Linked DNA regions of Homo sapiens: region 1 is linked to region 2. The links are chromatin loops, found by intact Hi-C in ENCODE. Cell type or tissue: IMR-90. All regions are shown on one strand. Links, peaks and the distances in the headings refer to the core of each region. The heading gives the core; the rest is flanking DNA.

Evidence for each region. Peaks named below come from ENCODE experiments on the same cell type or tissue, not always from the same donor. Only the 100,000 strongest peaks of a DNase experiment are listed, where the experiment ranks them.
Region 1: a loop joins it to region 2, with 8 times the contacts of the local background. A loop is called at or near these places in 3 of 110 quality-filtered maps.

What each region holds. Positions count from the first base shown.
Region 1 is chr18:79,687,415-79,704,196 of GRCh38, reverse strand. CTDP1 (CTD phosphatase subunit 1) reads right to left here. Exons shown (of 13, transcript NM_004715.5): 2 at 8,889-8,972; 3 at 8,127-8,220; 4 at 6,209-6,337. Among named protein-coding and RNA genes, the nearest start is that of CTDP1, 16 kb to the right of the region's middle. RefSeq lists enhancers at 5,393-5,892, 5,893-6,394. In IMR-90, for the core only: no CTCF peak of the experiment used is centred there; DNase peaks (open chromatin) are centred at 5,046 and 9,396; H3K27ac peaks cover 636 bases.
Region 2 is chr18:79,786,025-79,800,438 of GRCh38, reverse strand. It overlaps KCNG2 (potassium voltage-gated channel modifier subfamily G member 2), which reads right to left and starts at 2,501. Exons shown (of 4, transcript NM_012283.2): 1 at 2,425-2,501. RefSeq lists a silencer at 2,451-2,690 and an enhancer at 2,622-3,218. In IMR-90, for the core only: a CTCF peak has its summit at 11,902; a DNase peak (open chromatin) is centred at 8,658; H3K4me3 peaks cover 268 bases; H3K27ac peaks cover 2,008 bases; H3K27me3 peaks cover 337 bases.

The sequences.
Region 1 (16,782 bases), core at 4,710-12,709, 97 kb after region 2:
TAAAACCCACTGTGTAAGTAGTTTCCATGCACGCGGTACGAGTGAGTGAGTGCGGCCTTCTCTGCTGCGGGAATGCCCTCAGTGAGTGTGAATACTGACTGCCCGTGGTAACTAGGATAACCACCTACCTGCAACAACTGTTCAAGATAACCACCCTGGGTACCACGTTAACAGTAACAGCCTACGGTAACTACATGATAACCACCGATGACAGCTACACTAACTACTCACAATAGCTACCTGCCTGCAACGACCCGCCTAGGATAACCACCCCCGATAACCAGCCAAGAGTAACAGCCTGTGATAACTACACGATAACCATCCCCAATAACCACGCCAACAGTCACCACCTATGATAACTACATAACCACCGATGATAGCTACACTAACTACTCCTGGTAACTACCTACCTGCAACGACCGCCTAGGACATAACCACCCCTGATAACCACGCCAACAGTAACAACCTACACTAACTATGAGCTAACCACTGATGTCACTTCTGCCTTTGTTTCCTCGCTGATACGTGTTACACAGCAAGGCCACCGCAGCTGCTCGGAACAGACCTCCACCAACATCACGTGCTGACAGTGTTTTCCTGAGCTACTGAATAAAGGAAATCAACATTCCCGGGTAACCTGGTATAACGCATGGGTGATTTTCAGACAGTTTCTTTCATCTACATATACAACATAAAAGCTGAAAGTATTCTAAGTCATATTTAGTAGACAGTGAAATGAGCAACACCGACTCGCTTACATATGATCGACATGCAAATGAGTCTGCTTTCCTTAGGAAGCTAAACTTCGATCCTTTAAATCCTGTTATTTTCTCAGTAAAATATTTACTCTTAATGGCTTTAAAAAAAGGTAGATGACTTAAGCTCAGTTACATTTTTCTAGTTCTAAGTTAGTTACGACCCTCATGAAGAAGCTACTCTGTTCAAGGTTTAGGAGTGAGAAGTTCTAGTAACAACTTTCCCAGTTACATTTTTCTAGCTCTAAGTTAGTCACGACCGTCATGAAGAAGCTACTCTGTCAAATATTTAGGAGTGAGAAGTTCTAGTAACAACTTTCCCATTACTCAACAGTAAAAAGTCCAGCAGCTGTCCAGGCTTCGGGAGCTGTGGCCAGCACCACTTCTGATCCCTGAAATTGCTTTCAGAGGGGCCAGCAGTAGGGCCAGGCACCAGCCTCAGGGTCTCCTCTGGATGTCAAGTGGGGCACACTACTGCTACTGAGGAGGCAGAGGACAGACCGTTCATGCTTAGACCCCCCTCCCCACTACATCAGGACACTGTCACCTTCCAGACCACACAACTGAGAAACAGCCACATTATAACTAGACTCCACTGTCTTCAGCAGGCCTATCCTGGAGATACTGAGAATCACATGAATTTTTTGGTTTCCCAGTGAATATAATCCATGCTGACACTCTACTGCAGCTTATTAAACATTCAATAGCATTATATCTAAAAGAACAATGTACCTAACTTAATTTAAAAATACTTTATTATTAAAAATCACCGGGCGTGGTGGCTCAATGCCTATAATCCCAACACTTTGGGAGGCCGAGGCGGGAGGATCACTTGAGGTCAGGAGTTCGAGACCAGCCTGGCCAATATGGCACAACCCCGTCTCTACTAAAAATATAAAAATTAACTGGGTGTGGTGGTACACGCCTGTAGTCCCAGCTACTCGGGAGGCTGAGGCACAAGAATGGCTTGAACCCGGGAGGTGGAGGTTGCAGGATAGAGAGATCGTGTCACTGCACTCCAGCCTGGGCAACCCAGCAAGACTCCGTCTCAAAAAATTAAAAAATAAAAAATAAAAAATAATTTTATGATTAAAAAATGCTAACAACCATCTGAACCTTCAGCAAGTCATAGTCTTTCTGTCGGCGCAGGGTCTCACCTTGATGCTGATGGCTGCTGACTGATCAGAGGGGTGTTTACTGAAGGCTGGGGGTGGCTGTGATGATTTCTTGAAATAAGATGACAATGAAGTTTGTCCCATCAATCAACTCTTCCTTTCACAAAAGGTTTCTCTGTAGCATGCAATGCTGTTTGACAGCGTTTTACCCACAGAAGAACTGCTTTCAAAACTAGGAGCAATCCTCGTAGACCCTGCCGCTGGTTTACCAACTAAGTTGATGGAATCTTCCAAATCCTTTTTGGTCATTTCAACAACATTCGCAGCATCTTCTCCAGGAGCAGATTCCATTTCAAGAAACTACTTTCTTTGCTCATCCGTAAGAAGCAACTCCTCATCTGTTCGAGTTTCATCCTGAAGTTGCCGCAGTTCAGTCATCTTCAGGCTCCACTCCTAATTCTCTCGCTATTTCCACCACACCTGCAGCTCCTTCCTCCGCTGGGGTCTCGAAGCCCTGGAAGTCATCCATGAAGGTCAGAATCAACATCTTCCGAACTGAGGGTTGGAATCGACATCTTCCCAACTCCTGGTTGATGCAGATACTCTGACCTCTTCCCATGAATCACAAATGTTCCTGGTGGCACTTGCAATGTCACAATGGTGAATCCTTTCCAGAAGGATTTTCTGTTTGATTTTCCCAGATTCATCAGAATTGCTCTCTAAGGCAGCTCCAGCCTTAGGAGATGTAGCTCTTTTATTTATTTATTTATTTATTTATTTATTTATTTATTTATTTAATTTATTTATTATTTTTTTTGAGATGGAGTCTTGCTCTGTCACCCAGGCTGGAGTGCAGTGGTGCGATCGTGGCTCACTGCAAGCTCCGCCTCCCGGGTTCACGCCATTCTCCTGCCTCAGCCTCCCGAGTAGCTGGGACTACAGGCACCCGCCACCACACCCGGCTAATTTTTTGTATTTTTAGTAGAGACAGGGTTTCACCGCATTAGCCAGGATGGTCTTGATCTCCTGACCTCGTGATCCACCCGCCTTGTCCTCCCAAAGTGCTGGAATTATAGGTGTGAGCCACCGCGCCTGGCCAGGAGATGTAGTTCTTAAATAATAAGACTTGAAGCTGGAAATCATTTCTTGAGCCCTGGGCTGCAGGGTGGATGTGGTGTCAGCAGCATGAAAACAACATTCCTCTCCTGTACGTCTCCATCAGAGCTCTTGGGTGACCAGGTGCATGGTCAATGAGCAGGAATATTTCTTAGAAGAATCTCTCTTTCTGAGTAACAGGTCTCAAGAGCGGGCTTAGAATGGTCAGTAAACCATGCTGTGAACAGAGGTGCTGTCATCCAGCCTTTGTTGTTCCATGGATGGAGCACAGGCAGAGGAGATTTAGCATCATTCTTAAGGGCCCTGGGATTTTCAGAATGGCAAATGAGCACTGGCTTCAACTTAAAGTCACCAGCTGCATTAGTTAGTCTCCAACGAGAGAGTCAGCCTGTCCTTTGAAGCCAGACACTGACTTCTCCTCTCCAGCTATGAAAGTCCTAGACGGCATCTTCTTCCAACAGAAGGCTGTTTTGTCTGCACTGAAAATCTGTTGTTTAGCGTGTTTAGTTTCATCAGTGATCTCAGCCTATCTCCAGGGGAACTTGCCGCAGTTTCTCCAACAGCACCTGCTGCTTCACCTTCACTTTTGTGTTACGGAGACGGCTTCTTCCTTCACCCTCATGAACCAACCTGTGCTGGTTTCCAGCTTTTCTTCTGCAGCTTCCTCACCCCTCTCAACCTTCACAGAATTGAAGACAGTTGGGGCCTTGCTCTGGATTAGGCTTTGGCTTAAGGGAATGTTGTGACTGGTTTGATCTTCTACTCAGACCACTAAAACTTTCTCTTTCTCAGCAATAAGGCTGTTTCACTGTCTCATCATCTGTGTGTTCACTGAAGTAGTATTTTTAGTTTGCTTCAAGAACTTTTCCTTTGCATTCACACCTTGGCTGTTTAGTGCAAGAGGACCAGCTTGCAGCCTTTCCTGGCTTCTGGCGTGCATTCCTCACTAAGCATAATCACGTCTACCTTTTGATTTAAAGTGAGAGACTGGTGAGCCTTCCTCCCACTTGAACACTCAGAGGTCACTGTAGGGTTACTACGCTGGCCTAATTTCAATACTGTTATGTCTCAGGGAATAGGGAGGCCTGAGCACCGGGACAGAGACAGGGAATGGCCAGTTGGTGGAGCAGTCAGGACACACACATCTACCCATTACGTTTGCCGTCTTATGTGGGTGTGGTTCGTGGCACCCCAAAACAATGACAACAGTGACCTCAAAGATCACTGACCACAAATCCCTATAGCTGACAGAACACTGATGAAGCAACTATGACAACAGTGACCTCAAAGATCACTGACTACAGCTCCCTGTAACAGCAGAGCACTAACGAGGAGGCTGAAGTACACGGGAAATTTCCAGAGCGTGGCACAACACCTGGGGGCACATGCTGCTGGAAAATGGCACCTGCAGACGTGCTCGCCAGGTTGCTCCGAGCCTCCTCCCTGTGAACACAGTATCAGTGAAGCACCATAAAATGAGGTGTGCCTGTAAAACTCACTCAATGCCCAACTTCAAAGGCACAATAAAAGCAGGAAACAGCCACAGCAACTCATGAAGGTATATGTGTGCAGAATGTATTTTCATAAAGTCCTTACATCCTTCAAAATACCTAGTTTGTCAGAAAATAGGCATTAAAAAAAAAACCTTGGGCGGGCGCGGTGGCTCATGCCTGTAATCCCAGCACTTTGGGAGGCCGAGGCAGGCGGATCACAAAGTCAGGAGATTGAGACCATCCTGGCTAACACGGTGAAACCCCGTCTCTACTAAAAAAAATACAAAAAATTAGCCAGGTGTGGTGGCGGGCACCTGTAGTCCCAGCTACTTGGGAGTCTGAGGGAGGAGAATGGCGTGAACTCGGGAGGTAGAGCTTGCAGTGAGCCAAGATCCTGCCACTGCACTCCAGCCTGGGTGACAGAGTGAGGCTCTGTCTCAAAAACAAACAAACAAAAAACCTTAGTGAGTAGAGTAGCGGGTATGAACGAAGCAATCTGAAAATATCTAGTCACAGTTTATACTGCACAGAAGAATAGACTGCTGTGTAAGATGCCACGAGACACACAAATGACTAACACAGCCAGAAATAGAAGCTGTTTTGTGGGTTAGACCTGAATTCCGGCCCTAAACAAACTCCTGTGCAGCACGGCAGTTACTCGATTCTCTCCATTCTGCAAACAGCATAAAACGCGAGAGTTTGTGCCACCTGGGGGGTCTGTGCAGCTCACCCTGACCACCTGACTGACTTACAAGGCCAAACTTAACCAAACTTCTTCCAGATGAAGCTTGTCACAAATTTGACTTATGTGTAACTGTCATCAATCTGTCCCAGCTGTTGGTACCACGCCCCGGCATTCAGCAGCGGAGGATGCCCGGCTCCGTGGTGCATCCTCCAGCCTGCTGGGTGTCTGCTATTGGGACCTGCAGGATCCCCAGGAACCTTTAGAACTGGTAAGGTCAGAACTGATGGGCCTCTGAAATCCCAAATCTAACGCCAGAGTCCACATACTGTTCAATAGCAAACACTTAAAAAACAACTCAGTGTTGGTGAGGGCCTCCCTGATGGCCACCGTCTAGGCCGACACAAGCCTCTGCGCAAGCCTCTGGGCACAGACATTCAAAGCCTTCGGTCTAGAAATTCAGCTTCTCTGGTTCCATCCTGAGGACACAGCTGAGGCACAGGAAGGGTTTCGTGTGCATTAAACAGGGTTCTGCCCTCACCCTGCATTTCCCCGTGTTTCCCCTGGAGAATGTACGCTGGTCACCTCCCACCCAGGCTTTTCCTCCAGCCCAGTTCTCCCAAGCACAAACCCAGGCGTCCACCTGCCCTTGACATCCTAGCAACATAAAGGCATCCAACACCAACGTCCTCCCCACCAAGACTGCCCCTCTCAGGACACGCCTCGCACCATCCACCACACCATCCTCACAGGCTCGGGACGTTTCTGCCTTCTCCGACATCGTGCCGGGCAGGCACACAAAGGGTTCCCACACACACGGAAGGAAGCGTGAGACACAGTGGGCGTCGGGATGTCTGCCCGGGAGCCGCGGATGCTCCCCAACAGCCCAGCAGACACACGGCCCACGCCCAGAACTAGCAAGTCTGCTTTCCAAACCCAGGCTGACCTACGGGAAATCATCTAAAAAACAAGAGAACACACTTCTGAATCAAAATTCTAGGACCCGCGGTTCCTGGGAAACTGTCCGTAGATGCTGACTGCACTCACTTTATTCGACATCTGCTGACAGTGCTGCTCGGTTGTGTGAATCAACGTCTGGTCCAAGTCCACCATGAGCACCAGCTTCCGGTTTCGGTGCAGTCGCTGCTGGTCTTCTCTTCCCAGCTGTTCAGCTTGCTACAATTAAAAAGAAACAAGAAATGACAAAGTCAGTATGTTTGCATCCAAGGTAAAACTCCATTTCATCGAGAAACACAAAACTATATCAATGTGTTCCCCTCCAGCCCCCCACGCTCCATGGACTGCGCCGTACAGGCCGAGAGGCAGGGCTGGGTCACCAACCTGGTCACGGCAACCTCGCTTGTGACCACAATTTTATAATTCAGTTAAATACATGAGCCAATGAAAACGGAGGGGGAAGGGAAACTGGTTGTTTCTATAAAAGCTGGATTCAACAGTATGGAGTGCTCAATAAAAGTGAACTGCAAAATTAATGAAGAAACCAAGTCGGCCGGCTGGGAGACGCTGGGTGGCCCAAGCTGGGCAGCAGAGACTGGTAAGGGCAATGCGCTCAGAATCTCCCGCGCTCAGAACCTTCCACGCTCAGCCTATTCTTGTGCCTCGAAGAGACCCGGGGGCCTGGCAACAGCGCATCGGGGTGTCCCTCCACGCGGGGCCCAGAGTGGAGCTCCTAACAAGGGCCCGGTCACCCCGGCATCAGGAGCCCGGCATGGGACACGGGATGTGACGCACCACGCTGCCTTTCTCACTGTAACTGGCCCTCACTCTTCACAACAAAATCCTGGTCCCGCTCAGGGGGGACCTCCTCCCGTGCCCATCCCCGAAGGGAAACGCACGGAAGGGCTGGCAGGTGCCAGAAAGATGGGGGGTACTTCCTCCTCCCTTCACCCTCAAACTTGCCAGCTTTGGTTTACGCATACACATTTTACATTTGTTTAAAGTTTGGTAATTCAGAAAACCCAGAATCCTGTATCTGGCATTTTGCTTTTCCCATAAAAAGATAGACTGAAATTGGTGTCCATCATTTAAAAGCACGAATTTACTAAAATCGTAACACTGGAAAGTGTTTTACCTATTTACAAAACTGTGCAGCCCTGAAAGTCTGTAAGATCACAAACTAGTTTTTCTCAGCTCCCAGAGCATTTTCACCCACGGGGTGAAGCGAGGTCGGGGAGACGGTGTCTGCCTCAAGCACAGGAGGTGCCCGGAGCCGCTGACCCACAGTGCCCCAGCAACTCCTGAAATACATAAACGAGGCGTAGCACTCGAAGATAAAAACCCATCTCACTCTTAACTGGGCACGTGAACACCTGCCCGTCCTCTCCACCCTGCGTACCCCCCATGGGCTCTCCTGTCGGCTACAAGGCAAACACTCCTGGGACCCCCAACCCGCCCCTGCATGTGCCCACTCTCCCGAGCCAGCTTCCCAATGGTGCCAGCAGCAGCCGCTCCTGTAGCCAACAAGGTGCTACCAACCACGTCCCCCCGCCCCTACCCCCGGCCACCGACTCCTCGCCATTATCTGCCCCAATATGCGCTTTGCCCTCCCGGGTCATCCAGCACATGCCTCGGCAGCGCGGCCACCTCCTGAGCTCCATGAGCAGCTGTCACATCCCTCCCCAGTTAGGACTTGGCTCAAGGGAACCCAGGCTGAGCCTGGCTGTTCACAGCTGCGGCGGCAGCACCTGGTGTTCCCGACACGCAGGTCACACAGCCTCGGGGCCCTGAGTCGCTTTTGCAGGCAGACTTGTCTGTGGAGAACCAAGGGCAACCGTCCCTGCTTCAGGAAGGCCGCAGTCCCATAAGTCATCCGTGTGATGAGGGGTTGTTTCAGTAACGACGATGACAACCACACGTCCGTGCTTCTGCAGCCACCCTCCTCCTGCAGCCGCCCTCCTCAGAGCACCACGCTTCCCCAACACGCCGCCACTGATGCCCGGCTCACCTCGGAGCTCACCATCAACTCCGGCACGCTGTGCACCATGGACACGGTCGCCGTGGACAGCGGCACCTGCTGCTTCCCGTTCTTACTCTGCAACCTGCAAGTGCAAGGACAGGTTCAGGGCTTTCAGCTGAGTCTCTGCGCACAGATGCACACTGGGCTCTAAGTGACAGGATTCTAGCTGATGTTTTAACGGACACACGCTGCTATCTTAGCACAGACTTGATTCTGTCGGCAAACGTGGAAACATTCTCCACAGACAGGAAAACTGGTGGAAACACTGAGCTCGTGGCCACACTCATGAACACACAGAGCCATAGTCCTTCATGAAAACAAACTGCAAAGTCACACAGAAGCAGAAACAGGCCCTCAACCATGAAAACGCAGAAAAAGTAGCTGCCGCACCTCCCACTTGGCATTAGAGGTAAAGCAGCCCCCAGCATGGGGCGCTCAGCGGCCCAGAGGGAGGGGCTGCTCCAGGCACTCAGCGATCTGCGTCTTCAGTCAGGAGAAAACAGGTCTCGGCCCTCCAGCATGCCCCCCCACCACACCTGAGAATGGCATGAGGCTGGGGTCACAGAGCAGGAAGGACTGCCTCCAGGGAAACCCATTGAGTGTGACTCGTATGGGGCCCAAGGGAGGCGTCTGCATCTGCCGCTGGGAAACCAAGGGCCTCACTGTGTTCCCAGCACAGCTTCTCGGACTCCCCGGAGGCCACCACCTCGAGCCCCAGCAGGCAGCGATCTCACTCTTCCGGATACTTACTGGGTGAGGTCTTGGCCACATTCAGCACACAGGCCTTTCATGACAACCGGGTGGCTGCATCCTTCCAACCTCACCAGAACCGCTCTACAAAAAAACACAAGGGGAACAACACTTTAAAATCTCTTGGTTTATCAAAAGAGCCCCCAAGTAAGAATTTTAAAATCTAGGTTTTTGTACCAATTCTACACTAACCCTTGCATAACTTTGTAGGCAGGTGACATCACCCCTTGAGGGCATTTCTTTGTCTATAAAATGAAAGGACTTTCCACCTACAGGTGTCTCTCATGAAAAATGACACGCCACCACACCTCACCACCCCCGTGCCACCCGTGGAACAGCTGAAAAAACTAAGGATGTCTGGTCCAAAGAGGAGACTTGGGGATAACATAAAGTTGTCTCAAAACACACTATTTATATGTGATCCTCTGACATTTCCGTTAGAGAATTTATAAAATCTAAAACTTTCATATCATTCCCAGTCTAGACAGAGGCTGATGCAACTACATTTTCCTGACAAAATGACTGTAATGTTCGTTTTATATAAACACAAACTGTTTTATTTGTCCAAACAGTGGTCTTCTGGCAGAAGCCATGGAAGAAGTGCTGAAATCTGAAGGCTATGAGACCAGAGGCCGCCTGGCACTCAGCGCCCGCCCCTAGGTGCCCTCAGCCCCCACACTCCCACCCCAGCCGGGCTGCTCCGACCGCCCCACCCTGCGAACATGAGACCACCCAGCACTCAGCGCCTGACCCTAGGTGTCCGCAGCCCCCACACTCCCACCCCAGCCGGGCTGCTCCGACCACCCCACCCCGTGGACATGAGACCGCCCAGCACTCAGCGCCCACCCCTAGGTGCCTGTAGCCCCCACACTCCCATCCCAGCCGGGCTGCTCCGACCACCGCGCCCCGCGGACACGAGGCTGCCCGGCACTCAGTGTCCCTAGGAGCTCGCAACCCCCACACTCCCGTCCCAGCTGGGCTGCTCCGACCACCCCACCCCGTGGACATGAGACCGCCCAGCACTCAGCGCCCACCCCTAGGTGCCTGTAGCCCCCACACTCCCATCCCAGCCGGGCTGCTCCGACCACCCTGCCCTGCAGACATGAGGCCGCCCAGCACTCAGCACCCGCCCCTAGGTGCTCACAGCCCCCACACTCCCGTCCCAGCCGGGCTGCTCCGACCACCCTGACCCGCGGACATGAGACAGCCACCCAAGCTGCATCTGTCAATGGGACCTTTCCAGGCGGGATGCCCCATGGCCCACCAAGACCCCCAGCCATGTCATCGAGAGGGCGCAAGGATCAGGCCACAGGCGGAAACAAGGCGGAGCCACATCCTCCATGCCCACTGTGCCATGGCAGGCTGTGCTGGGAGACTGGGAGGGGCGGGTCTGCAGCCTGCATCCTGCAGGGGAGCGGAGGGGCGGGTCTGTAGCCTGCATCCTTCAGGGAGACTCGGAGGGGCGGGTCTGTAGCCAGCATCCTGCAGGGAGAATGGGAGGGGCGGGTCTGTAGCCTGGAGGGGAGTGGAGGGGAGTTCTTCCTGGGGAGGAGGATGGGCGTGTGCGGATCACCCTGGAGGAGGAACGGTGCTGAGGACACACGGTGCGGGGCTCCGAGCCCTCGGGGATGGAGTGGGCTGCCGGTGACTATCAAGAATCTGAGCTCCTCCGGGTCCTGGGCCTGTGCGTACACAGTGCATGTGCAACACAAATGGATTCCGCGTTTACTCACGTCCCATCCCCAAGACATCTCGTCATGTATACGTGCAAATATTCCAAAATCCAAAAAAACCCAGAAATCCAAAACACTTCTGTTTCCAAGCAGTTTGGATATGGGAGACTCAACCTGTATCAGGTTTTTTTCTTAAACCAGACAACAAAATAGTGACACCTTGTTTGAAAAAGTGTGTTAAACTTTCTAAGGTGACAAGTATGATTTCCTTAATTTTATCAAAATACTTTACAATGAATGATTAGAGTTCTGCCCTAAAATGCCCCAATGAGCAGAGACTTAACCTAAAAACCCAATCTCTGAAAAAAAACAAAAACAAAAACAAAAAAAACGCACAAACCCCACACTGGACCATCCTCCCTCCCGGTCACCACACCTGCTCAAAGACACTGCCAGGCTTCACAGGCCTCAGGGACACCTGCTCCCTGCTTGCTGAGGCCACAGGGGCCATCCCCGCCCAGGAGTCTGTGTCCCTACCGCCATCGCACTCGGGGCCTCCACATCCAGGCTCCTCTCCGATGCCTGGCAGCCCCCAACTCCCCGGCTGAGCTGTTTTCGTCCATCCACAGGGCTCTGCGGCCCCACCGCCAACACCCAAACCCAGTCCTCCCAATGGCCCCACGTCCTTTCCCTGGGCACTGCTCCCCCAGTCCTGGCAGCAACCCCACTTGGGAGCCCCAGCCCCTCTAACAGGCTTCCCTGGTCTCCAGCTGACATCATTTTGCAATCAGCCTTCTGCAAGGAAACTCTGCACAGCTCCTGCCCCACACAGGACACCAGCTCATGGCAGGCTCCTCATTCTACCCCCTGCCCCACACAGGACACCAGCTCACGGCGGGTTCCTTGCTCTACCCTCTGCCCCACGCAGGACACCAGCTCACGGCGGGCTCCTCGCTCTACCCCCTGCCCCATGCAAGACACCAGCTCACCGCGGGCTCCTCCTTGCTCTACCCCCTGCAAGGGGAAGAGAGGGAAAGGAATCCTCAAATATGAACTAGGAGGATTTTGCCAATCTCTCCTAAACATGTTAACATGAAGAAGGATCTGGGGTGGCTCTAGTTTAACCAATAAACAGGTGTTTTTTTGTAGAAATTGACAAGTTGCTTCTGAAATTTATATGGAAGTTCAGAAAACCTAGAATCTCAATTTTCAAAAATAACAGAGAACTTTTACTACCTGACTTCAGAACTTATCAGGCATACAACATAAACGCATGGAACAGAGGAGTCCAGAAAGACTCAAAGGTATGACCGACAGACGACCCACCAAGGTGCCCAGAAAACTCCATGGCGGGCGGGGGGCACCTTCCAGCCAGTGGGGCTTCACACAAATGGATCAACGGCTGACAAACGCCTGCAGAGTGTGTTCTGCAAAGGTTTTCTCCACTGTTCCCCACCCGGAGTCCACCCTGGGAGCCGTCCACTCCTCCCCACCCCGAGTCCACCCTGGGAGCCGTCCACTCTTCTCCCACCCCGAGTCCACCCTGGGAGCCGTCCACTCCTCCCCACCCCGAGTCCACCCTGGGAGCCGTCCACTCCTCCCCACCCCGAGTCCACCCTGGGAGCCGTCCACTCCTCCCCCACCCCGAGTCCACCCTGGGAGCCGTCCACTCCTCCCCCACCCCGAGTCCACCCTGGGAGCCGTCCACTCCTCCCCCACCCCAAGTCCACCCTGGGAGCCGTCCACTCCTCCCCCACCCCGAGTCCACCCTGGGAGCCGTCCACTCCTCCCCACCCCGAGTCCACCCTGGGAGCCGTCCACTCTTCTCCCACCCCGAGTCCACCCTGGGAGCCGTCCACTCCTCCCCACCCCGAGTCCACCCTGGGAGCCGTCCACTCCTCCCCCACCCCGAGTCCACCCTGGGAGCCGTCCACTCCTCCCCCACCCCGAGTCCACCCTGGGAGCCGTCCACTCCTCCCCACCCCGAGTCCACCCTGGGAGCCGTCCACTCCTCCCCACCCCGAGTCCACCCTGGGAGCCGTCCACTCCTCCCCCACCCCGAGTCCACCCTGGGAGCCGTCCACTCCTCCCCCACCCCGAGTCCACCCTGGGAGCCGTCCACTCCTCCCCACCCCGAGTCCACCCTGGGAGCTGTCCACTGTTCCCCAGCCCGAGTCCTGCCTGGGAAGCTGTGTGACCCGTCGCACATTGACACTAGGCTGCCACAAAGGACGGGGGCCTCCTGCTCCAAGGAAGGGCTGGTAGCAAGCCCAGGTGCCACCTGCCTTCCCCAGCACAGGTCTAAGAGCGAGTGTAAGCTGGCCCTGCTTCCCACAAACAGCCTCCCTTGGGCCACCAGCGCAGCCTGAGGTCTGAAGAAAGTTGACTATAAGCTGAGTCGGGTGCGCACTGCCTGCTGTCACCAACAGTGTAATACGAGTCAGACGAGAGCGACTGCAAGACGGAGGTGCCACCGGCAGATGACTACAGCAGATGCCTAGTTCTACACGAGGAAGGAAGCTTCTAGAACAGTGTCACAGCAGCTGTAACAGCTGGGTCTTGACAGACGAGTAGGAAGCAGGTGAGGGCTGGAAATGGCAACCACGCAAGGTCCCGGTGGCAGAGACAAGGCCGGCTCCTGACGCCAAGGGCACCTGCGCCCAGTGCACGCAGGCAGCACTCCGCAGGCTTCCAGCAACGTGACCAAACACAGGCCTTCGTAGAAAATCACTCGCATACTGGCCACGTCGGAGTCACGTAATTTTCTGTACTGCGGTTGAAAGGTTCTGACTGTCTTATTCTAGTGCAGGCTCTGCTCCACCCCCCACCCCAGGACTCCTGTAGTGGCTGGAGACACTCCTGGATATCACACCTGGAGGCAGGGAAGCTGCTCAGCAACCCACAGCATGCAGGATGCTCCCAGCCAGGCCATCTGGCTCAGAATGTCTGTGTGTGCAAAGGCTGGGAAACCCGCGTGCAGACAGGGAGCAGAGAGCAATGTCTTTTCTTAATACGAGACATTTCTACACTTCGTCTTTGCAGATGCTGACAGAAAACAGGGGTGAAAAGCCCTGAACGCTCTCATTCCAGCCTCCACGCTCCAGGCAGAGAAACGTCTCCACACCTTAAAAAGGGGTGTGACACGTTGTGGATTCTTGAATGCGGATACACAAACGTAAAAACACCCAACCAAAGAGCTCAGCCCAAAAACGTCCAATCAGTCACCAATAAATGTTTTCTGGTTTGTCCTAAAGAAAATCCATGAGAAAGCCATGACATGCAACTTCTAAACAAGTTATTTGCCTCAAAATACACAAGTATAGTAAGTACCAAACTCTGTGGGGTTCTGGCCTCTCAGCTCTCTCAGGGGAGGTCCGAGGGCATGGGTACATCAGAGAGGGCTACGGGCTGGGCCTGGACCATGGACGCCATCACCTCTGAGCATCGCCTCCAGGTGGGTCCAACCTTCTCCCTTCCTTCTACAGATCAGGAGGGCTCCAGGGTCTTCCCTAAGTTCCAACATTCTGAGTGTAGAAATGTATTTAGAGGGAAGAGTGTATTTTTTGCACCTAGACCTTGGGTTTCTAAATGTCATTCTCCACCAAGAAGCAGCAGGATTTGTTGGAGAATGGCTGATTCCAGGACTGTGGCCAGGAGAGCAGCAGCCTAGAATCCGTTATGCAGACAAGGCGGCAATGCCTCAAGACTCAGCCGCCGGGAACCAGCACCACGGGGATCCCGCCGGCCACAGCTGGGATAAGTTTTGTGTCAAGGCAAATAATAACAATAACAGATTATAAGCCATTAAATAAGAAACCATGAGCCTACACTGCTAAATAGACATGTTACTTATTTGTGACGGAGTCTCGCTCCGTCACCTAGTTTGCAGTGCAGTGGTGTGATCTTAGCTCACTGCAATCTCTGCCTCTGGGGTTCAAGTGATTCTCTTGCCTCAGCCTCCCGAGTAGCTGGGACTGCAGGTGCGCACCATCACGCCTATTTTTGTATTTTTAGTAGAGATGGGGTTTCACCATATTGGCCAGGCTGGTCTCGAATTCCTGACCTCAGGTGATCTGTTCACCTTGGCCTCCCAAAGTGCTGGGATTACAGGCGTGAGCCACTACGCCTGGCCTTATTTGTTCTTACGGCAGAAAGTCAACCAAAAAGTGGAGAAGAAATGCTGGAATTGAGAACACCACCACTGGACTATCATCCTAGAAATGAAGCGATTCAAGCAGGAATCACTGACAGATACCCAAAATGTGGGTCAGCTTGGTGCAAATGTATTTATGTGGTAACAAAGTATCTCTTTCAAGATACTGAATTACAACAGGAAAAGTTGTAACTTTTTACAACAGACACCACCTTCACTAAACGCAGGCTCTGGGACAGTCTCACCAGAGTGCACAGCTGCGATCTAACTGAGGGATGTCCTACTAAACCAGGCAATGATACAGAAAGAAAGAAAGACGAAGGAGCTGACTCTTGAGGGTTCAACCAGCGATGCCACGTGGGGTCCAGGGCTTGCTTTTGTTACAAAGGACTTTATTAGGACTATTAGTGCTATGTAAGAGCACGTCTTTGTTTTCAGGAAACTCAAGTATTTAGGGGTGAAGTGACATCACACCTGCAACTAACTCTCCAACTCCAGAAAAATGTGCGTGTGCATGGGGAAAGATAAGCAAACTCAGCAAAGCATTAACATTTGCGGAATCTGGGGTGAAGCTGGTGTGAGAATTCTGTGCACTGTTCTTGCAACTTTAAGGTCAAAAATTATGTCCCAAAAGAGCCAGAGTGGCTGGGTGTGGTGGCTCACGCCTGTAATCCCAGCACTTAGCGAGGCTGAGGCAGGATCACCTGAGGTCAGAAGTTCCAGACCAGCCTGGCCAACGTGGTGAAATCGTCTCTACTAAAAATACAAAAATTAGCCGGGTGTGGCTGGGAGTGATGGCTCACGCCTGTAATCCCAGCACTTTGGGAAGCCAAGGCAGGTGGGTCACCTGAGGTCAGGAGTTCGAGATGAGCCTGGCCAACATGGTAAAACCCTGCCTCTACTAAAAATACAAAAATTAGTTGGGCGCGGTGGCTCACGCCTGTAATCCCAACACTTCAGGAGGCCGAGGCAGGTGGATCACCTGAGGTCAGGAGTTCGAGACCAGCCTGGCCAACATGGTGAAACCCTGTCTCTACTAAAAATACAATAATTAGCTGGGCATGGTGGTGGGCACCTGTAATCCCAGCTACTCAGGAGGCCGAGGCAGGAGAATCGCTTGAACCCAGGAGGTGGAGGTTGCAGTGAACTGAGATTGCACCGCTGCACTCCAGCCTGGGTGACAACAGTGAAACTTCATCTCAAAACAAAAAACAAACAGCTTCAAAGGAACAAGTGTTGTTGTTTTGTCTCCTGTGCAGCCACAGGGGTGGGAGCCCCAGGCTGGAGTCCAGTGCAGTGCAGTCGTCAGCTGTGGCTGACGCTCTGCACCTGGTTCAGTCGCCCAGAGCCCAGACGCAGCCATCCTGGAGAACACGCACAGGTGGGGCTCTGGCAGCGGTTACTGAAACTGTGGCTGTAAAGCACAACGTCTGAGGAATGTAAAGAAGGAACAAGGGCAGCCCAGCCTGATTCCCAACACTGCACACATCCACAGAGCCGTGGCTGGAAAGCTTCAACACTGCCACTGTGGTCTAGAGCGAGTCATCCAACAAAACCAGTTCCCAGCACGTCTCAAAACCACGTGGCACCACGTGCACCACACCATTCAGACCCTACTGCCCTCTCTGCTGGGTAAACAGACCTGCAAGGAAAGTCCTTGCCTCAGAACCTCCACAGACCCCAGGGAGCCATGGTGTCAAATGCTTCCAGCCTGAAAACACTTTAACCCCCTGGTGGTATGCTCAGGACAACCAACCAACTGCTCCGGTGCATGCCCACCAGTGAACTGGAGAAGTCAACTGCTGCGGTGCAGGCCCACCAGTGAACTGGCGAAGCCAACTGCTGCGGTGCAGGCCCACCAGTGAACTGGAGAAGCCAACTGCTGCGGTGCAGGCCCACCAGTGAACTGGAGAAGCCAACTGCTGCGGTGCAGGCCCACCAGTGAACTGGAGAAGCCAACTGCTCCGGTGCAGGCCCACCAGTGAACTGACGAAGCCAACTGCTGCGGTGCAGGCCCACCAGTGAACTGGCGAAGCCAACTGCTGCGGTGCAGGCCCACCAGTGAACT
Region 2 (14,414 bases), core at 4,162-12,161:
GCTGGGCTACCTGATGGCAGCACCCGTTTGTGTCTGAGCGACCTCACTGGCAGCAAGGGCCCCATGGCTCCTTTCCTTACCACCAAGAACATCCCTGACCAAGCGTTAGCCCTAAGATATCCCCATTCATTACAAAATTACCCATCCGTGGACAGGCGCGCAGTACTCAGACACAGGTGGCCGTCCCTGGATGCCCTGCGTGTCCTCGTCCTGCAGGCCCTACCACCCCTCCCGGCCCCCAGAGCTCATGCCTGTCGGCACAGCCCCATCTGCTCCCTTCACTCCCGCCCCCACGCCTGCCAGGGCTGCAGAGAGACGCGCCTCCCACGACAAACAGCCCTCCGTTCGCGCTGCCCTCCAGGTGCCTGCCTGAGACCCACTTCTTCCAGAAAAGCAGCCCCCAACCATCAGACAAAAGAACAACAAAGCTGCGCAGATCCTCCCGAGACATTCAGAACCCAAGCACCTGCTTTTCACCAGGGCAAAACCCAGCACGCTATCGTTTCTGACCGGCCTGTTCCTACCAGCATGACCCATGAGTGGAGGCACCTGCACCTGTGACTACAGCCATGCAGCCCCAGCCGCACGCTGGGCAGAAACCCCGAATCATAGCTCGGCCACCCGCCCCCCACACACTTCCTGTGCGCCTGGCACAAGCAGGGCTCAGCCAGGCGCTGAAAAGGGAAAGCTGAGCAGCCTCCTGCCTGTGGCAGCTGAGAACTCACTTCCCTCCTTTTCTTCTCATGCCTACAAAAACACCAATTTTTCCCTTAAATTATCGAAATCTCAACATTTAAAACACACTTTTGCAAAGTGGAATCTAACAACTGGCACTGGCCTTGGACAGACCTGGAAGTTGTTTTTGTCACCTCTCCCCAGGGAAGATGCGGACACAGCAACCCTTTGTGGCAACAGTGGATAGTCCCGAGAATGTGACATCTAAGGTGACCTCATCCCCAGAATGTACCACAATGCCCCCCAAATTCCCTAAGAAAGCCCGGCAATCCCATCCCTCTAACTAGGAATTCCTAAGGAAGAACCTTCAGAGGCCAGCTGTGTACCCTGCACCATCCCAGAGAACAGGGGTGGGGGAGGAGGGTCCCCTCTTCCGCGGTTCTGCTTGGGGTCTCGGGAAGCCTCCTGGACTCTCAGCAGAACGAAAACCACTCAGGGCTGAGTCCGTGCCCCTGTGGCATGTGGCCCGCGGGGTCACCCAGCTGCCTGGGCAGGGCTGAGGGTGGAACAGCCTCTCCACTTAATCACTCTGAGATCTCCCAGCTGGGTCAAAATCCATTATTTACAATCTGCCCGGCGCTCACTTTGAGCGCACGCGGAAGCCAGAGGTCTCTGCAGGCAGAGAAGGGGGGACCCATGAGGCTCCCGCAGGGAAAGGACTTCCTGGAATTCTCCAGGCAGGTCGAATTGCTCCCAGACCCTTTGGAGGAGGTGACAGAGGGGGTCCCCGCAGCCCCTGCTGTGTGGGGAGACCCCGGGAGCCAGGCGCGCGGGCGGGGGCTCCACCGGTCACTCCGAAATCGCAGAATGCCCCAGGGTCTCCGGGACTTGTGGGTTTAGGGGAACGTTCGGGACGCGGAGCGGGCCCAGTTCACCTGCCGGACGCCCCCTCCGTCCATCCGAACCCGGGAGCCCCGCAGGAGGGACCCTTCTCGTCCCCAGTGACCACAGTCCGGACCCGGGCTGCGCTCGGCGGGCAAGGCTGGGAGCTCCCCGGGCCGGAGGACGGGGCGCATGGGCTCCGGGTTTGCAGAATTCGCGGCTGCGGGAGCTGGGTCTTCTCTCCCCCAATTCGGGCCGCGCCCCGGCTGGTCGGAGGAGGCAGAGTAGGGGTGCGGCCGTGTGTCCGAGCGGGAGTGGGGCGTTCATCTCCGGGGAGAAGGGGGACCGGGAAAGGCGCAGCGCGCCGAGCATTCGCCCACACCCCGCCCGCTCTCCGCGCGAGCCGGGTGCGCCCCCAACCGAACCGGGGCGGGCGCCGGGAGAGTCGGGTTTTCCCGAGACCCGCGCCCCTTCCTCGCCTTCGGCTCACCCGGGCTCCCGCAGGACCAGCGCGAATAGACGGGGCGATCCGCGGCCGAGACCTCCATCCACGCGCGCGGCGCGGCCAGACCGGCGAGCGCCTCCGGCCCGACGCCCCCCTCGACTCCCGGACTCTGGGCGCTGAGCGGGAGGGGGAGGCACCAGCCCCGCCCGGCCCCGAGCCGCCCCCGCCCCCTTGGCCCGAACAGGGGGATTCCAAGGTCCCCTTCGACCCTCCCGCGCCCGCGCGCACCGCGCACCCGGAGAAGAAGCTGCGCGCGGAACCATCAGACAGGAGCCCGCGCCCCCCGCCCCACCGCCCACTGCGGCCCCGGCTCCTTCGCCGCGGACCCCCCACCCCCGGCCCCACGGCGCGCTCAACTTTACCTGCGGTCCAGACTCCGCGAGCTCCGGGCTCCGCTTACCCGGCCGGCGGCCTCCTCGGGGCGGAGCGCGGCGTCTCTGGAGCCGGCATCCCGGACTCCGGCGCCGCCCCGCGCACCGCCCCCGTCCCAGCCTTCAGTGGCGCGGCGCCCCCTCGCGACATCCGCGGGTCCCCAGGAGCGAGCCGACCCTCGGCTGGGTTTGGAGCCGGGGCCAAGTCCACTCGGAGGGAGCACGGAGCCCACCCAGCTGCCCTTGGGGGCAGGAGGCCCAGGCCCCACTCTGCACACCGCCCCCACCAGCGCACGCCCTGGCAGGGGCACACACGCTCACACTCACACAGGTGCACACTCACATCGGCAATCTGTGCAACTCATACGCTCACTGCCACACTCATAATCACACACACAGGTGCACACACATCGGCAATCCGTGCAACTCACACGCTCACTGCCACACATAATCACACACAGGTGCACACTCACATACTCTCATAACCCCAGTCATTCATACTCACGTACATGCATACACACGCTCATAACCACATTCATCCAGGCACACATGGATACACTCATACACACACGCATGCACACTCACACACAAACACTCTCAATGTCATTCCAGAGGCACGGGCTGCCTCCTGCCTGCTGTGACCACTCCAAAGCAGCCTTTGGGGTACAGGGGAAGAGACGAGGAACCCGGCCCAAGACTCTGGAAGGACAGGACTGTGGGTTTTCAGTCAACAGCCAAGGCACTTCTCGTTGAGCGGATCCCCAGGAGACGCCAGCTGTGAGGACTCCGGACGCTTCTGTGGGATGGATCCTGGAGCCGCAGCGGAGCCTCTAGTGAGTGGATGTTTCTCATTTGCATCCACAAAAAGGAAATGTTCCTCTCCAGCTCCAGCCGGAGCACCAGGTCTTGGAAGGGAGGCTCTTCTCCATGGAAACATCTACCGGATTCAGAGCAGGAGGTGCCTGCACTGCTGCCTCTGAAAGGGCAGAGGCTGCTTTTTGGGGGGGCAGCTGGTGGTTAGCGGAGGCCTTTGAGGCTGAACAGATCTGCCCCTGGGGACATTGCCCTGGGGATCCAGTGGACGTTTGCAGCTGCAGGAGGCAGAAGCAGCCAGGACCCCTTTATCTCAGAAGCCCCTGTTAAATACACTCATTAGAAAAGTAAACGAGATAACTCAGATTGCGCTGTCTGTGCTGGAACGCAGGGGTTGCCCTACAGCTGGTGGTTTGGACGTGGGGGTCTGAAGGGTTTCTCAGGCTGTGCATTCTCTGACCTCGGTCTGTTCTTCTTGGTCCAGTTCAGCCCTGGCTGCCTCTTTCAGACCCTGCACCTTGACCCAGTCTCTGGTGGCTGTGACCGTGCAGAGTGCAGTCAGCCCATCACCTCCCTTTTGCAGACTCTATATCTACTGATCCAACCAAAATGCTCACCAGCCTTTCCAGGCACCACATCACGTTTCAGACAGCCCTGGCTTGCTAGTCAAAGCTCTAGGTCTGTGCAGTTGTTGGGTTTTTTCCCCCATGATTTTCAGTTACTTGATTCTTTAAAAGTCTAGGTTTTGTATATTACAATTTGTCCCTAGTACATTTTATTTCGGTAGTTTTTATTAGGTTAAACTTTTTCATGAGCCTTGTCAGATGTTTCAGAATCTTAATTCTGTTATGCAGCTTATTAGCTTCCTTCTCATCTGAAGCCATTGGACAACTGCTCAGTCGAGCTGGGCCATCCAAGTCATCAGCATAATTCATGTTTCCAAAAAAAGGGGTCACACCGGCAAGCCCAGGCCCCCGAGCACTGCCTGGACGCCAGCTGCGACTCCACGCCCACCCTGCTGATTCATTTCCCATTTTGTTTGGGAGGATGTCAGTGGAGACTTTCAGAAATCAAAATACAATGAATCAGGCATCTGAACTAGTAAACCTGCCAATATCACACAAAAAAGACAACAAATAATGTGGTCTGTTTAATAAGTTTTTTTTAGTATTGGCTAACGTTCACCAATCTGGGGGGGTGGTGGTGCTGCATGAACCCCGTCAGCCTGGAGTGGGGAAGGTCTGTGTACCCTGGACCGAGGTCCTAACGCGTGGTGCCTCAGTTTCCTTGTCTATAATAGCAGAACGCACTTCGCTGTTTTACTAATTAAATGAGACAACGCTAGGACATGTCTGGCTCACGGCAAACAGACAAACAATGATCATCATTGTTTTAGGTGCTTGCAAAACCTGTCACAATCTGGAATGTTTCCAGAATGCTGAAACACTGAACACATCTGCAAACTGAGTCTTGAAAATGGGACCTTGAACTTACAGCGAGGACGCAGTGCGGCATCCTGCCCAAGGGCAGTTCACACCTGCACAGCATGCGGATGAAACACGTCCCTTGACAGGCGATTTGTACAACCCATTTCCTTCTCCCTGTGATCCTGTAAATCGGTCCCGTGTCTCTCGGACGTGGGCAGGCCTCGTGTGTGTTTTTCTCCCCCTGTGATCCCGTAAATCGGTCCCGTGTCTCTCGGACGTGGGCAGGCCTCGTGTGTGTTTTTCTCCCCCTGTGATCCCGTAAATTGGTCCCGTGTCTCTCAGACGTGGACAGGCCTCAAGTGTGTTTCTCTCCCTCTCTGATCCCGTAAATCAGTCCTGTGTCTCTCAGATGTGGACAGGCCTCAAGTGTGTTTTTCTCCCCCTGTGATCCTGTAAATCGGTCCCGTGTCTCTCGGATGTGGGCAGGCCTCGTGTGTGTTTTTCTCCTCCTGTGATCCCGTAAATCGGTCCCATGTCTCTCAGACGTGGACAGGCCTCAAGTGTGTTTCCCTCCCTCTGTGATCCCGTAAATCGGTCCCGTGTCTCTCAGATGTGGACAGGCCTCGCATGTGTTTCCCTCCCGCTGTCATCTTGTAAACTGGTCCCATGTCTCTGGGACGGGGCCTCGTGCGTGTTCCTCGTAACTCGTCTCTGTGCTCTTCTCCTCTCCCTAAGCCGCAGCGTTCCTCACCGTGTGCGTCTCCTTCCTGTTCATGGTTCCTGTTGCTCCATCTCTGAACTTTGGATGTTTCACGTGTTCCCTTTCTTCTGATTGTTGTTGACAGCAGACTTAGGCAGACACTGAGGGTGCTGGGCCTTCCAGATGCTCAGGTCCCAGGACCCCTGCACTGTGATGTCCTAAGCAAGCACTGGTGATGGGCTTCAAGGATACAAGGATGCGGGGACAGGGCCACAGAGGGTGGGACTCGCTCCCGTTCATGCTCATGACTCCCCTTTCTAAATCACACACTCACTGTCACACTCACAATCACACTCACACAGGTGCACACTCACATTGGCAATCCGTGCAACTCACACACTGCCACAGTCATGCACATGCATCCACACACTCATACCCACATTCATCCAGGCACACATGGACACACTCATACACACGTGCACGCTCACACACACACTCTTGTACTGTGGTCATCCCAGAGGCACAGGTCCCAGGTGACGCGCCTGCACCTTCCTGTAGCTTCTCTTTTAGGAAAGGAACAAACACTTTAAGATGTTTTTTGTCTGTAACGCATGCTCATTGTAGAAAATGTGTGAACTTTTTGTGAAAAACACAAATAAGAAAATAATAAATCACTTCTAACTCCCATCTTCATCATCCAAACTTATCCCTGTTAACATTTTGGCACTGAAACACTTTGGTCTCTTTTTTTGTTGTTTTTGTTTTTGTTTTTGTTTTCTGAGACAGGGTCTTGTTCTGTGGCCCAGGCTAGAGTGCAATGGTACGATCATAGCACCTCCTGGGTTCAAGTGATCCTGCCACCTCAGCCTCCTGACTAGCTGGGACCACAGGTGTGCCACCACACTCAGAGAGTTTTGTTAGTTTTGGGGGAGACACAGTCTCACTATGTTGCCCAGGCTGGTCTTGAACTCCTAGGCCCAAGCAATCCTTCTGCCTTAGCTTCCCAAACTGCTGGCTTACAGGTATGAGCCACTGTGCCTGGCCTACTTTGGTCATTTTTTATGTAAAAATAAATTTTGGTTTATTATACAAAAATCGCATCATAAATATACACTGGGCAGGGTATACACACTGCACAAAAGGAAATACACACTTTTCATTTTTTCCAACACCATTTTAAATAGATCTCCATCCTGGGGATGCTGCCACACTTTAACTGAAACTCTATTATTTGACATTGATGTTTTCTCCAATTTTCAACTATCTTAAAATACTCTGCCATAAACATCTTCACAGACAAATCTTGACCCACTTTCTTGACTGTGGTGACATTGCTGAATCCCAACCAATGTATTATTAGAGGAAAATCCTTGGTGTGAACATTACAATTGAAATTTTATTTCTTCAAAAAAATAGACTAGGCACAGTGACTCCTTCTTGTAATCCCAGCATTTTGGGAGGCTGAAGCAGGAGGATTGTTTGAGCCCAGGATTTCAAGACCAACCTGGGCAATATAGCACAACTCTGTCACTACAAAAAAAAAAATTGAAAAATTGGCTGAATGTGATGGCACATCCCTGTAATATTAGCTACTTGGGAGGTTGAGGTGGGAGGATCACTTAAGCCCCAGGAGTTGGAGGCTACAGTGAGCTGTGATTACACCACTGGACATCATCCTGGGTGACAGAGAGAGACCCTGTCTCAAAAAAAAAAAGAAAAAAATTAAAAAGAAAAAAGAAAAGGAAAGAAAGGAAGAAAAGAAAACGAATAGCAAGCCTCTGTGTCCACTGGCTTATCTGTCTTGGGTGCTAAGCCTCTTGGGCAGGGGCACCTTCTTATCTGTGTCCTTGGGCCTTGGCATGGGCCGGGCTCTGAAGCATGCTGTCCGCAAGTGTTCACTGAAGGTGGAAATGAGGAAGTGGGTGGTACTGTCATAAACTTAGATGTCAAATTACTTTCTTTACTAGTATTTTCCAAATTAGTCATTTTCTTCTAGACATTTACTATAATTTTCATATCTTGGCTGATTTTCAAAATAAGATGATATATTCTGCAGCTTTTCCGAGATAGGATTGACACCATACAAGTCACCCATTTAAGTTGCACCATTCAGTGGTTTTCAGTTTATTCAGCGCGTGCAGCCGTTGCTACATCCATTTTAAAGCATTTTCACCACCCCACCGAGAAACCTGTGTCCCTCAGCCCTCCCGACCTCCGCCCGCTGCCTTCCCCGTGCGTGGTACTGAGGGGACCCAGGAACTCACCTTCTGCAGTGCGGGAGGAGCTCCCACGGACGTCAGTCCCCGGGCTTCTGTCTGTCTTTCGGACACGTTCATTCTCCTGAACATCTGCCTGGCTCTCTGCTCTCTTCCTTTTTTTCTGTTTCTTGTTCATGGGAGACAGGGGCCCGTTTCTGGCATCTGCAGCCTCCCTCTCTGCGTGCTGAGGGGAAGAGGCTGTGGCGTGGCGGGGCTTGTGGCCCACTGGGCAGCTGCTCGAAACGCGCGTCCTTCTGTTTCCCGGTCCCTGATGTCTCGCCCGCGTTTATAGTGTCGTCTGTGTCCGTGCGGTTCCCCCAGGTGCCCGCAGGCCCATCCCTCTCCCAGGAGGCGGGTGCTGCCCCCGGTACCTCTTCTCAGCGCCAACCGGCTTTGACAGCAGACGCTTCACCTCACAGGGAACACAGGGTCTCTCTGCAGCTGTCTCAGGCCTCCTCCTCTGTTCATTACTTTAATCTCTACCCTAAATTCCCTAACTCCTCATTTACTGTGATTCTACTTCCTCATCTTAACTTGAGCTCCAGATGGGAAGCGGTCCACTGAAACCCGCACACGTTCACTCTGCGAGTCCCTGGCTGCCGAGTGCATTCTTGGCGAGGGAGACGACTGTGCTCTGGGGTCTCGGACCCACGTGTGGTGCAGAGGATAAGACCACCTTCCACTCGGCTAATAGTGTGCTCCTGAAATTTGTGTAAATTAAAACGTTGGAAGTGGATTCAAACGTATACACGACTCTGGTGGGCTCTCTGACGAACAGCTCTTCATGCCAAATTCTTTTGTAACGCGAGCACTTGCGTTCTTACCGAGCTGTTGGCAAGGGAGCAGTTTCATACGTTCAGTTATCTCAGCCCAGGGGGCATCCCAGCAGTGACCTGCACCTTCTGTGATCACTTCCTTCCCTCTTGCTGAAAGCAAGCTGCATGTGGTTGAGGCCAGCAAACAATGCTATGCGGTTTTCATATTTCTGAACGTTCCTAATCAGTGTCCTTAATGGACAGCTTACGTAACGCTTCCCGATAGTGCCTTTGCTATTACGAAACGTTCCTGATGCAGCAAGCAGCCGGCGCTTCCTCCGAGCATCTCACCGTTTCATTTAAACCCACAGTGGAATGCAGACGTCCTTTCTGTCTCTGTCAATTTTGTGCTGTGAATGTAACATTCCATTTCACTACTGTCACAGTTCTGGGAAATGGCCTTGGATTTGATGAGGAAACCCCTGTAAGTTATTTGCACTGTCCAGCCCTGCACCGTGTGCTGTGAAAGGTTGTGGGTGACTGGGGCTTCCTTTTGCTCCCCAATTACGTGGCATCCATGACATTCTCAACAGAGATATTTCTCTTCTGTGAATGGAGTGGTTTACCTTTATGTAGTTCAATAAATATTTGTTCACATGTTGTGTTAAGCACCTACCCAGTGCCGTGTGCCAGGCGCTGCAGTGCCTGGACATTCACCAGACACAGCCTCTGCCCTGGAGAGGCTGGAAAACTCTGTGGAAGAAAACAACAACCTATGTAATTAGCTGCATTGAAAGCCACACTCGGGAACAATATGATGATAAGACCCAAGGCCAGGAGGTGCTGCTGTCATTGCTCAGGAAAGATAATGGCCCGACAGTGTCAGCTCCTCCTGTAAAACGTGCTTGAAATTCTACCAAAAACACAGGCTGCCACCCCCTGCCCCCTACCAACTTCGATCTCCACAGAAAATTTGTTCAGATCATAGAGGCAGGAGGCAGCACTGAGAAAGAGGGAGAATCAGAGGGAGAATGGAGGGAGAAAGTGCTAGAGAGAATGAGAGGGAGGGAGAGAAAACCAGAGAGGGAGAGAGAGAGGGAGAGAAGGGGGGGGGCAGGGAGGGAGAGAGAGGAGAGAGGGAGGGAGGGAAGGAAGGAAGGAGGGAAGGAAGCAGTCCCGTCTGTCCCTCAAACCCCGTTAGAGCAAGGAGCCATTCTCAGACGAATAACAAGCCGCAGGCATCTTGGCCTGCCTTGGAAGCAGCCACCTTCCCGGTAACAAGTCAGTGCATCAGAGCAGGTGCATGGAGAGAACAGGTGTTTCCTGCAAATGACAGTGAGGGTGGCGCGAAAGAGGCTCAGTGGAACGGGTGAGGCAGAAAGTAAGGGACTCAGCACCCACAACGGTGGTGGCCCAGCCTCCTGGGATGGGACTGGGTTTTGGGTCTGCATGTGGGGACCGGGTTTCAGGGTCTGTGTGGTTTCTCCCTAACTGGAAAAGACTTGCCTCCTTCCTCCACTCCCAAACCCTGGACACTCTGGGCCAGCACAGCAGCCCCTACAGGTCTGAGCTCCGTCTTCCCCTGTCTCCCGCCTCCTGTCCACCCCTTCAAACTCTCCAGCTTCTCCCAGAGGACGCCACTCCGCGGCAGGTGCACAGTCCTTTGTGTGCTCATCTTTTAAACATATGCTGCCTCTCCGTCCATGAGTGGCAAGACCGCTGCCTATAAGGACACGTGCATTTCAGGCAGAAACGCGCTTACGATGGGAGGCTTCCTCCATGCGCTGCCGCCTCGCGTGGGTGCTAACAGCGCCCTTGCACCGCATCCTCGGAAGGCCCCGCCACGCTCTTGTGTCTCCTGCCCGTTCATTCTTGCAGGACAGCTCCGGCACCCGGGGCTTTTGGCGGTGCTCTGCTGGGGAGCGGGATCACTAGTCTCCGGGGCCCAGGGTGAACGCAGGAGTCCCCTGGTCTGACCACACCAGTCTACGGCCTCGCACCTGCCCATGGTGAGAACCGCAGCTCCACAGCGGGCGCCATGGAGCCGTGCTCCCCGGGACAAGGAGGGGCACGGACGTCCCCTTCCTTGGCACAGGAGGCACCTCTGAGCAATTTAGGAATTTCTGTACTTCTTATGAGACTAGAGTCTGGTCATGGCCTCTGGAATACCAAGGACAAGACGAGGTCCCTGCGCAAAAAGCCTGGGGCCCGGGAATTTCCCGCAGCGGCCCCTGTGGAGGCTCCTGTCCCCGCCAGCGTCCAGCCCGCGAGCCCGTTCCTCATTCTGCCTCTCGCGTGTGCACCGCGCTGTGCGCCCGTGGCTCTAAGGCCTGGTCCGTGGATGGGCTGCTTTCCTTGCGGGGAGCCTGAGCCGGCCGGGCTCCAGGGCCTCCTGTGCCGCTCAGGGCAGTGCTTGGCCTGTTCACGTCTTGCCCCCGCGGCGGGGGGCATGCGGGGCCCCCTGGGAGCAGCGGAGCCGTGGGGTTTCCATCCTGGGAGGGCACGGAGGTTCCGTGGGAGGTGCCTCGCTCAGATTCTGTGGTGAGCCCACCCGTGCTGCTGACTCACACCCGTATGTGCCTGTGTGCCCAGGTCTGTGAGATGGGAGTGCGTGTGCAAGTGTGCTTGAGTGTGCGAGTGTGCAGGCGTGCACGTGTGAGAGTGCGTGTGTGCACGTGTGTGCATGTGTGAGTGCATGCGTGTGTACGAGTGTGCGTGCATGTGCATGGTGTGAGTGTGCATGAGTGCGTGCATGCATGTGGGTGTGGTGTATGTATGTGTGCATGCACGTGTGTGCATGTCTGTGCGTGCATGTGTGTGTGCGTGCGTGTGCATGCGTTTGCATGTGAGTGCGTGCCTGTGTGCATGTGTGCGTGCATGCATGTGTGGGTGCGTGTGTGCATGCACGTGCATGTGAGTGTGCGTGAGCGTGTGTGAGTGTGCATGTGTGAGTCTGAGTGTGCATGTCTGTATGTGTGAGTGTGCATATATGTGCGTGCTCTCTCACCCTGCCTCGCCCCAGTGTGTGCAGCGCTGGAACCAGGCGCCCTCCCGAAGCCTGGGCTGGCGTTTGCGCGGTGCTGCTCTCGGGCGCTGCCAGAGCAAAGGCCACGCTGTCTGTGGGAGAAGCCCCGGGGCCTGCACCTGCCCTGTCCAACCACCGGGGCTCCGGTCCCCAGAACCCAGAGACCCCGAGCCGGGCCGACACAGCATCCCACAGGGACGCGGCGACCGCCGCCGGGGAGGGCCCATGAGGAGCAAAGGCGAAGGAAGAGCAGCCCCTGCTCCTGGGGGTGGCCGGGAAGGGCGGGGCGGTTCCCTGCGCGGGGGGCCAACGGGGGGCGGAGGTCATTCGCACAGGGCAGACCCACCTGCGCCCTGGGTGCGACCCCGAGTGTTCCGAAGAAATGGATTAATTTCACCTTTCATTAGCAAACTGGCCATATTGTTTCTAAGCGGGGCGGGGCTGCCGTCCGGATGTGAGCCGCATGTTTTCTCTCCCTCGCGAATCTCCTGGGTGGAAGCAGCCCCTCCCCAGCGCCACCGTGGAGAAGGAATGGGTCCTGCGGCCCGCGGCGGAGCGGGGGCTGTGCGGGGTTCCACGCGCAGGGTCCCATCCACCCGAGGAAAAGGGGCTTCCGCAGAAAAACCCACAAAGGCAACGGGGGCGGCAGCTGAGCCTCGTCCGAGCTGGGCCTGCCGGGCGGGAGCGCGGGACAGGCGGGCAGAGGCCGTGCGGGCGCCGCAGAGGAAACGCGCCCCCTCCGCGTCCTCAAGCGGGTCCACCGGGCCGGCGGGGCCTGCGCTGTGCGCGGGGATCTTCTGCGCTCCGGGGACGCGGCTCGCGGGCGTCTGCGGCCCCGCTAGGAGGGACCCGGGAGGCCGCGGGTTGGACCGGGCGCCCGCGTGGCGGCCCCTGCTCTGAGCGCTCGGGCAACCCTTGTGCGCCGCGAAAACCGGGAGCGCCTCGGCCGTCAGCGGCTTCGCGACAGCCTCGGCCCGCGTCCCCCACAGCCGGGACCCCGCTCTCCCGGGACCCCGCTCTCCCGGGGCGGCCTTCGCCTGCGTCCCGCCTCCCCCGGGTCCGGGGAAGCGCCCGCCCCGCGGCGCGGACCCCGGCGTCTCCTCCCTGGCTGGGCCGCCTTGTCAGGATAACACGTTCTAAATTAGCCTGTGCTCCGGGAATATTTGAGAGGCTCCTTCGCGGAGGACTAAAATAAAAGTGACAAAAAATGTAAATATCGAACATTGGAAAAAACTGTTCAAGCTCACTTATAATTAAAGAATGCAAATTAAAACAATGACACTTTTCCCGTAAAATTAGGCAAGTATCTTCTAACTGCCCCGGCTATCCGGTTCTGAAATTCTCTCCTAAGGAAATAAACGAGAGCCGAGAAAGTATCGGTCCAAGAACGTTAACAGGCATTACCTCCGCAGTATTGGAAAACTGGGAACCGTGGAGATGTCTGGCCTCAGGGGCTTGGATGGAGTTCAGCCTTCTTCGGGGTTCAACCACGTGGTGCGCGCGGCCACTGGGGGGGTCTCTGAAGACTTTTTCTGCACCGGGCACCCCTCAGGAGCTCAGGTGAAAGGCAGGACAAAACTGCACCTCACCGGATGCTGACCCTGGTCACCGACGCTCTCCTGTCCCCCTGTGGCTCCACCTTGGAGAACCCACCTGGCTTTTCCGTGAGCTTCACACTCGTCCGAAACCCGGGATGTGTGCGACACGCGGCCGAGGGTTGCTGGATGCCTGGAGGCTTAGTGCCCCTCACACCTCTCAGCACCTAAGCAGGCCTCTCACACTCAGCAGGAACGAAGGAGAACAGGAGGCAAAGTCACACCGTCTCCCCGCTGCATTTGAGGGATTCGGATTCCCCTTCCTGCTTCTTGGTAATTTCCATATTTTCTACAAACAACTTGTGTAACTTCGACAGTCATAAAACATGGAAAGCATACGACTTGAGGAAAGGGGACCCTGGGCACTCTCTGGTCTCTGTCCCTGAAGCCACATTCGCTGGGATAGGAGGAGCCGCTCACCCACGTCAGACCTTTGGGGTTTAAGCTGTGAAAGCTGCTGATTTACCCCAATGGCATTTTACAAGCAGGTTATTTCACAACTTTGTAAAATACTGAGAATTTAAAGTGCTGCTCCTGACCACAGAACAACTGAGGGAATAAAGTTAAACAGGAAGACCCTAAATTTCAGACTTCCTCACATAAAAAAAGGAAGGGGAAGGAAGGAAAAATAATTCTGGTTGATGTATTTCCAACTTCAGGTCAGATAAAAGAATCGTAGGCTTTGCAGAAACACTTCCCATTCGCCTGGGAGGCTACTAGACAGTGATGATTTTACTTTTTTATTTCTATAGTTTGCCCCTTTACTTTGAGCCCCGGCTCAAACCAGTCCGCGGGGCACATGCCCTCTCCCTGTGTCTGGCACTGCTGCCCCGTCCTGGCCCTGCCCCAGCAGGTGCTCATGCAGGGAGACAGAGGCTGATGGTTCTAGGCTCCATCTTAGTGGCTCCAGTGAAGAGAAGGTTCTGGCAAAACTACCTGGCTGGTGTGGCTCAGGTGCCGTGTTCTCAAGGATGGCTATTGTGGCCAGGGGCACCAACGACCCTGATGAACCGGGCTGAGTTCCCGGGCAGTCGTGGTCAGGTCTGGCCAAGTCCCGTGCTGTGGAACCCCATGGGGAATAGCTGAGATCCGGGGCAGTGGTGGTCGGGTCTGGCCGAGCCCCGTGCTGTGGGACCCCATGGGGAATAGCTGAGATCCGGGGCAGTGGTGGTCGGGTCTGGCCGAGCCCCGTGCTGTGGGACCCCATGGGGAATAGCTGAGATCCGGGGCAGTGGTGGTCGGGTCTGGCCGAGCCCCGTGCTGTGGGACCCCATGGGGAATAGCGCTGTGGCCTGTGACAGCTCAGTGCCAGGGACTTGACCCAGTGACAGCAGGCCAGGCTGTCCTGCCTCGGCACGGCATGTAGGCCTGTGGCTGGGCTTCCCCACATGGGCATCCTGTGTGTCTC